Regions from separate parts of the Homo sapiens genome. Here region 1 is linked to region 2. The links are chromatin contacts, found by Hi-C or POLR2A ChIA-PET in ENCODE. All regions are on one chromosome and are shown on one strand. Each heading gives the region's core, a stretch centred on a gene start or an enhancer-like site at or near the end of the contact. The rest is flanking DNA. Distances are from core to core; before and after follow the strand shown.

Evidence for each region. A loop is a pair of places that touch in the nucleus more often than their neighbours do. ChIA-PET counts read pairs that join two places held with the same protein, here RNA polymerase II (POLR2A). Pooled maps may share reads with other maps.
Region 1: a loop to region 2 is called in a pooled map, with 2.7 times the contacts of the local background. The contact joins the enhancer-like site here to the promoter of MAP1LC3B in region 2. A Hi-C loop is called at or near these places in 2 of 50 pooled maps. POLR2A ChIA-PET finds 5 or more read pairs at or near these places in 7 of 52 experiments (HEK293, HepG2, K562 and 4 more).

What each region holds. Positions count from the first base shown.
Region 1 is chr16:87,516,453-87,519,462 of GRCh38, reverse strand. No RefSeq gene overlaps it. Among named protein-coding and RNA genes, the nearest start is that of ZCCHC14-DT, 24 kb to the right of the region's middle. RefSeq lists an enhancer at 7-604. Within about 2 kb of position 1,338, at least 14 of the 41 ENCODE cell types and tissues checked have a DNase peak (open chromatin) inside an H3K27ac peak, as active enhancers do.
Region 2 is chr16:87,391,064-87,393,983 of GRCh38, reverse strand. MAP1LC3B (microtubule associated protein 1 light chain 3 beta) reads right to left here and starts at 1,648. Exons shown (of 4, transcript NM_022818.5): 1 at 1,517-1,648. The coding sequence starts at 1,556. It also overlaps a transcript of FBXO31 not described here. RefSeq lists enhancers at 466-515, 1,732-2,690 and silencers at 1,136-1,265, 1,376-1,545, 1,566-2,215.

The sequences.
Region 1 (3,010 bases), core at 89-2,588, 130 kb before region 2:
GCCACGAGGGCAATGCAGCTTCTATCTTACAGCATCTGGGAGGAGCCATTTTTATGGCCTGGATCACTGAGACAGGAAGAGGGAGAGCAAACCGGGGGTTGGCACATTCCTCCCAGCTGGGTCCGGGGAATGTGGCTATTAGGAGAAGGACAGCCACCACAGCAGGCCCCTGTGATGAACCACACCTCCACTTTTGCACACCTGATTCCTGGCTGTCAAACCCTGCAAAGAAGGTCTTATCCCCATTTTACAAAGGAGGAAACTGAGGCAGAGAGAAGGGATGCAACTCGCCCAAGATCTATAGCTGGGAAGTTGTGACACCAGGCATTGGATTTCTGACTGCAGAGCGTGAATTCTCTCATGCCACGTTCACGGAGATAGGAGGGACACGGGGGAAGGGCGTTCAGGGCGAGGTGGACGGAGGCTTGGCATTGTGCAGCGATGGGGCAGCTGGCGTGTCTGCTGTGGCCGCAGCAAAGAGAGGAGGGCCTGGGTGTGGAGTGGACACTGACCAGGCGGCCTTGCTCCGCTCAGATAAATGAGGTTTGGCATCCTGCCGGGCCATTCTTTGGTGGCCTCTGTGTAAGCTGAGGCCTGGCTGTCCTGAGCCTGGCTTCTGGCTGCTGGTGAGTGGCTGTGGACCGTCTCCCGCTTGCCAGCATCGCCTTTGGTGCTTGGCTGGGTAGACAGAAATGAGTCACACTCCCCAGTCCTGCCCAAGCTCTCCCTGCCTCTGACCGGGGCACAGGCTGCCCGGTGTAATCCAAAATAAGCAATGTGTGGCCCCAGGGGTTGGGATGGGCAGGGAGGAAGCCCCATTAGGCATTCCTGTGAGGACAGCGTCCCTGAGCTGGGAGGACCCCGGCAGCTTTAGGCTGGTCAGAGGACGGCATCCGTCAGAGGTCTGAGTTCGGAGATTGTCCGTGCCTCCAATTAGCCACGTCGCCCTGAGCAAGTCCCCTCTGTAGCATGGAGCAAATTGATCCCGGAAGAACCTCCCAGCCAGAGGCTGCTTGTTAGTCCCCATCTTTCAGGCCCCCAACGCTGTTTCACTCCGGCCTTCCTGTGGGCTGGCTCTCATCTTACCTCTCCACTCTGTAGCTAGCTCAGGTCCTACCGGTAAACCCTTGCCTCCAGCCCCAACATGGTTAGCAAGAGCCAGGTTCTCTTGCTTGCAACCCCAAAACCCTAGCTGGAGAAGCAACTGAGGCATGTTCCGTGTCACTCCACCCGTCCCACTGCCCATGTAACCGCCAGCATCCCGAAGGGGCCCAGCGTGCTCAGCCTTGCATTGCACACAGCGTGTTCTGCCTAGTCCCATGGCGGCTCAGAGCCCACCCCAGGCCGGAGCCAGGCTGAAGGAATCCATGCTGGCGGCACGGATCCAGCACGGGAAGTGTCGCGAGAAACGCTCTGCAGAGCCTGAGCGGGGAGCTTTCCAGAAGTGGGGTGCGGCCACATGTGTCAGAGCTGCTGGGGAGTGCCAGGCAGGATGTGATTAATGTCGGCCGTGGGTGTGACAGCCAGCCAGCCCTCAGCCTCATTGTCAGAGTGGCTCGAACGCAGCCCCCTTTCCTCTCCCCACCCCTGCTCGCAGCACCCACCCCTGCTATGTGTGGCATCCCCTCTCCTCCCTCCAAGTGTACTGATCCACGGTGCCAGTCACTTAAAAATAGCATCCTACCCGAAACGTAGGCATGAGACGGAACTCCAGAAAAGGAGACAGCACCCCTCTTGTGCCTTGGAGCACGCAGATTCTTGAGCAATCTGTCCCTGGCGCTGACAAGGAGGGCCTCTCGCCGGCGCCTTCTGTTCCACTGGGGAAGGGAAAGCCCGTGTTGTAAGTCCCCCCATCTAAAGCCGGCATCTCAGCTCCACAGGGCTGGTGTGCTGGGCCACAGGGCTGCCCAACCAGGGTCACTCTCTCCCTGCCCAGGGGCTGGCCTGAGAACCATACCCTCGCCCTTCCTCACCCTCTCTGCTTCCCGCTGGGGGAGCCCTGGCATGAGATGTGAGAGAGGGCGGGGAGGGAGGCTGGGGTACTTATCCCCTATCTTTCTCCCTACAAGGCCAGCACAGGCTGGCCATGACCTTGACAGAAAATCTCAGGTCCCTCCACCTTCCACCCCGCCTCCATCCCTCAGGGCGCGTTGGCCCATCGAATTGCGTTCCCTGCAGACTCTATTGTGCGGCATGGTGGGTAATAGTGAAAAAAAAAACCGAAGGAGCCAAAATGTCCAAAAATAGAGGTCAATTGAGCTAATGACAACACTGGCACTGAGGAATCCTTTGTGGAAATTAAGAAGGATCTTTTAGGCTGCTGTGTTTCTTTGAATCTGAGAAGCCATCATTTGTTATTTGTATTACCAGTGTCATCATAACCCCCATTTTTGGGGGGAAAAAGAAGAAATAGCTGGCACATTTCTTTCGACATTGATTCTAAAACACATCCTTACTTCGAAACATTACAAAGTGAAAAAATATGCAATATGGTAAAATGTAATGATTTGGAGAATGTGTTCTCCATGTATTTTTAAGTTTTAAAAAAGTGGGTTAAGATACATTATGCCTGGTATTAAGAAAAAACTAACATGTCTATACATACATAAACTATCCTCATTCAACAATGACCAGATCCTATGAAATATACATGCATACACACCCACAGGAAAAAACCAGGAAGGACAGCTAACAAAAGGCCAGCGGCGCGGATTGCCGGGCCATGGGGCTACATGCACTTTTAGTTTTCTTCTTTGTATTTTTCTATTTCCGATTTTCTGATTTTATAAGTAGACAACTAAAATAATAATCGCTACCACTGATTATCTCCTTTCCACCTATCAGCACTTAACCTGTGCTGAACGCTTTGTAATGACGATCTCATTCATGTCTCCAACACCCATGGGAGTAGGAATGCTGGTTACCAGCTGTTCCACACACTGGGAAACGGAGGCTCAGGCAGCTATAAAGCAATGGAGCCGGAACCCAAACCCTGGTCATTCTGACTCCA
Region 2 (2,920 bases), core at 399-2,898:
ATAACCCAAAAGTACTAAGCAAAAAAGAAAATAACTATAGTTTCTGTTATGAGAAAAAGGGCATCTCTCCTACATAAATGTTCCCAGTTAACTTTTCATTGGTGAAAACAGAAGCCAGGTCTGAGGGGGGCCGCTGGATCGCTTTAGCCCGGGAGGTCGAGGCTGCAGTGGGCTGTGATTGCACCACTGCACTCCAGCCCAGGTGACAGAGTGAGACCCTGTCTCAAAATAAAAAAGAAAAGAAAATCTGTCTTTAATGCTGCTCTCAGGGCTCAATAAGCCTAGACACTACAGTAAAGAGTTCATTAAGGTGACTAACAAGAAAACTACTAACAAAAAAGGCACGTGTAAGTCTTGCTAACCAACGGACTGCCTCAAGAGGCTGTCTGAAAAGATATGCTTGGCAAGCTAAGGTCCATTTTAATTTGCTTAAGTTTCTCAGGCATAAGAAAAAAAATAATGGTCAATGAGACCTGCAAAACTATATCCAAACTCAAATGAATGCTAAACTCTTTCTAGACTCCGGGAAACTAGGCAAAAGCAGACAAACAGCACCACTGTGTGGGCTCCTGACGAGGATGGCGGCAGGCATTCGCAGTCCACCGCGATGAACACGGTGCTTCCCTTCCAAACCGGTGTCTGGAACTTAGGCAACAACAGATACCTGGATCTGCGGCGTTCTCTTGCTCAAGCGGGAAATAATCACTTCGCATCATCTGCGTGGAGTAAATATTGTGATGGTGACACCTGCACGTTTAACCAAATGCCAGCACACCTAAGCTGGGTTTCCAGTCTGAACCGGCAGAAAAGGGATGTATTCGGTATTCCTGGTGCCAAGGTGAGAACGTAATCGCAAACCCAAGAGAAGTCTCCCACCCCAGCTCCTGGGCTACAGACAGGAACTGGCAACACCGCTGTGGGCCGTCCCGGGCGCGGCGAGGCCGGGGCCCAGCACATTCCCCTCCTCTCGACCGAGGCACTGAGGTCTGTAAGAGGCACTCGCACCCGGGCGGGCTCCCTCGACGGGAAAACCAGCCCTGAAGGTGACGCGCTGGGTCCCGGCGCAGCCCCGCTTCAGAGCCGAACGGCCCAGCGCGGCCCCGGGGGCTGTTGGGCCCCAGAAGCGCGACCCTCGCCCGCAGCGCGCTTGCGGGGGCGGCGGTGGCCGGGGTACGGCAGGCACCCCGCCGCGGAGGGCGCGGGGTGATTCAGCAGGCCCGGGGCCCCGAGCGCACCGGCCCCCGCCCGCCCTCCGCCGGCTGCCTCCTCCCAGGCCTCCGAGAGGTCCGCAGGCCGCCCCGGCCCAGACCAGCCCCTGGCCCTCCCGGCTCGGTCCCGGCCTGGGTCCCTCACGGGGCCCCGGGCCCCGCATCCCTCGGCCCCGCCGGCCGGCAGCCACCGGCCCCGCTCGGCCTCCCGGCTCGGCCCCGACCCCTCACGGCGTCCCAGGCCCTGCCGCCCTCCACAGCTCGGACCCCGGCCCCGCCGCACCCGCCGCCCTCGCGGCGACACTCACCGAAGGTGCGGCGCTGCTTGAAGGTCTTCTCCGACGGCATGGTGCAGGGATCTGGGCGGCGGCGGCGGCGACGACGCGAGGGTCCCGGCGGCTCCCGGGGGCGGCGGCTGCTGCGGCGGCGAATCCGACTCTGGCGATAGCCACTTCCCTTGTATCTCCTCAGCCCGCAGCCTGGTCAGGTGACTCGCGACGCGTCACCGAGGGGCGGGGCCAGAGCCGGCCGGGGCCGCCGCCATGACGGGCGTGGCGGAACCCAGCAGCGGCACGCAGCGTGGGGGCGGAGCAGGTGTGTGCGCGTGCGCGATGGGCGAAACGCGCGCTCTGCGCATGCTCCCGGTCGTGCCCCAGCCCCGCCCAGCACCGCTGGGCGCCTGAGGCCCCTGAGGTGACGGTTGTGGGCTGGGCCGCACCCCGGGTCTGTGGGCGCTCGGGAGCCTGCTGCCCGGCCCTGAGGAGATGGCAGCGCGGGGCGGGGGAGGCTGAGCCACAGGCGGGGTGTCCCGGGGCACTCTTGAGGGAGGGGTCAGAGGAAGGGACATGGGGCAAATCCGACCATCCTTTCCCCTCCAGAGAGACTTGGTGGTGCTGCCCGAGACGCCGGCACCCGGGGCTGAGGCGCGCAGGGCAGGCCGCGCCGTCTCCGGGAGGCAGGGTCGCCGCTCGCCCGTGGAGCCCTGGCCCCCTCTGCGTGCAGGGGCGCGCGTGGTCCGTGGGTGGCTTCCGGGGAGTGGCCGCTGGTGACCTCCGCCCGCGGTCACTCGACGCCCAGCCTTGGCGCGTTTGCGCAACTGCTTTTGTCCCGAGCCTTCATTCTGGGCGCAGTCCCCTCTCCCAGTCCCCCTGCCGCGGCGCCTGGAACTCTCCTGGTGGCTGTAAGATTTTCCTACCGTTAGGTCGTCTGTGGCGACTGCCAGGCCTGCCCCACATCGCTAGCCGCCCTGTCTACCCCTCAGCCTCCCAGCCACTAAACTCGCTGGACAACCTTACGCTAGTGACAGTTTTTGAGTCTCAGACTCATCTGTGAAAGGGCAGTCATATTTGAGGACTCCAAATGGGCTGCAGTGCGTAAACCACCATGCGATATTTGGTTGCTATTGCCCACCTCAGCCTGTGGCCAATGTGTCTCTGTAGGAACAGCACTAGATTCTTTGGGGTTTTTTTGAGACAGGGTCTTGCTCTGTTGCCCAGCCTGGAATGCAGTGGCACGATCATAGCTCGCGGCGGCCTCGGTCGCCTGGGCTCAAGGGATCCTCCTGCCTCAGCCTCCCGAGAAGCTGGGAGTAGAGCCGGGATCTCGCTGTGTTGCCCGGGCTGGTCTTGAACTCCTGGCCTCAAGCAACCCTCCCGCCTCGGCCTCCTTAAGAGTTGGGATTACAGGCGTGAGCCACTGCTCCCGGCTATTTG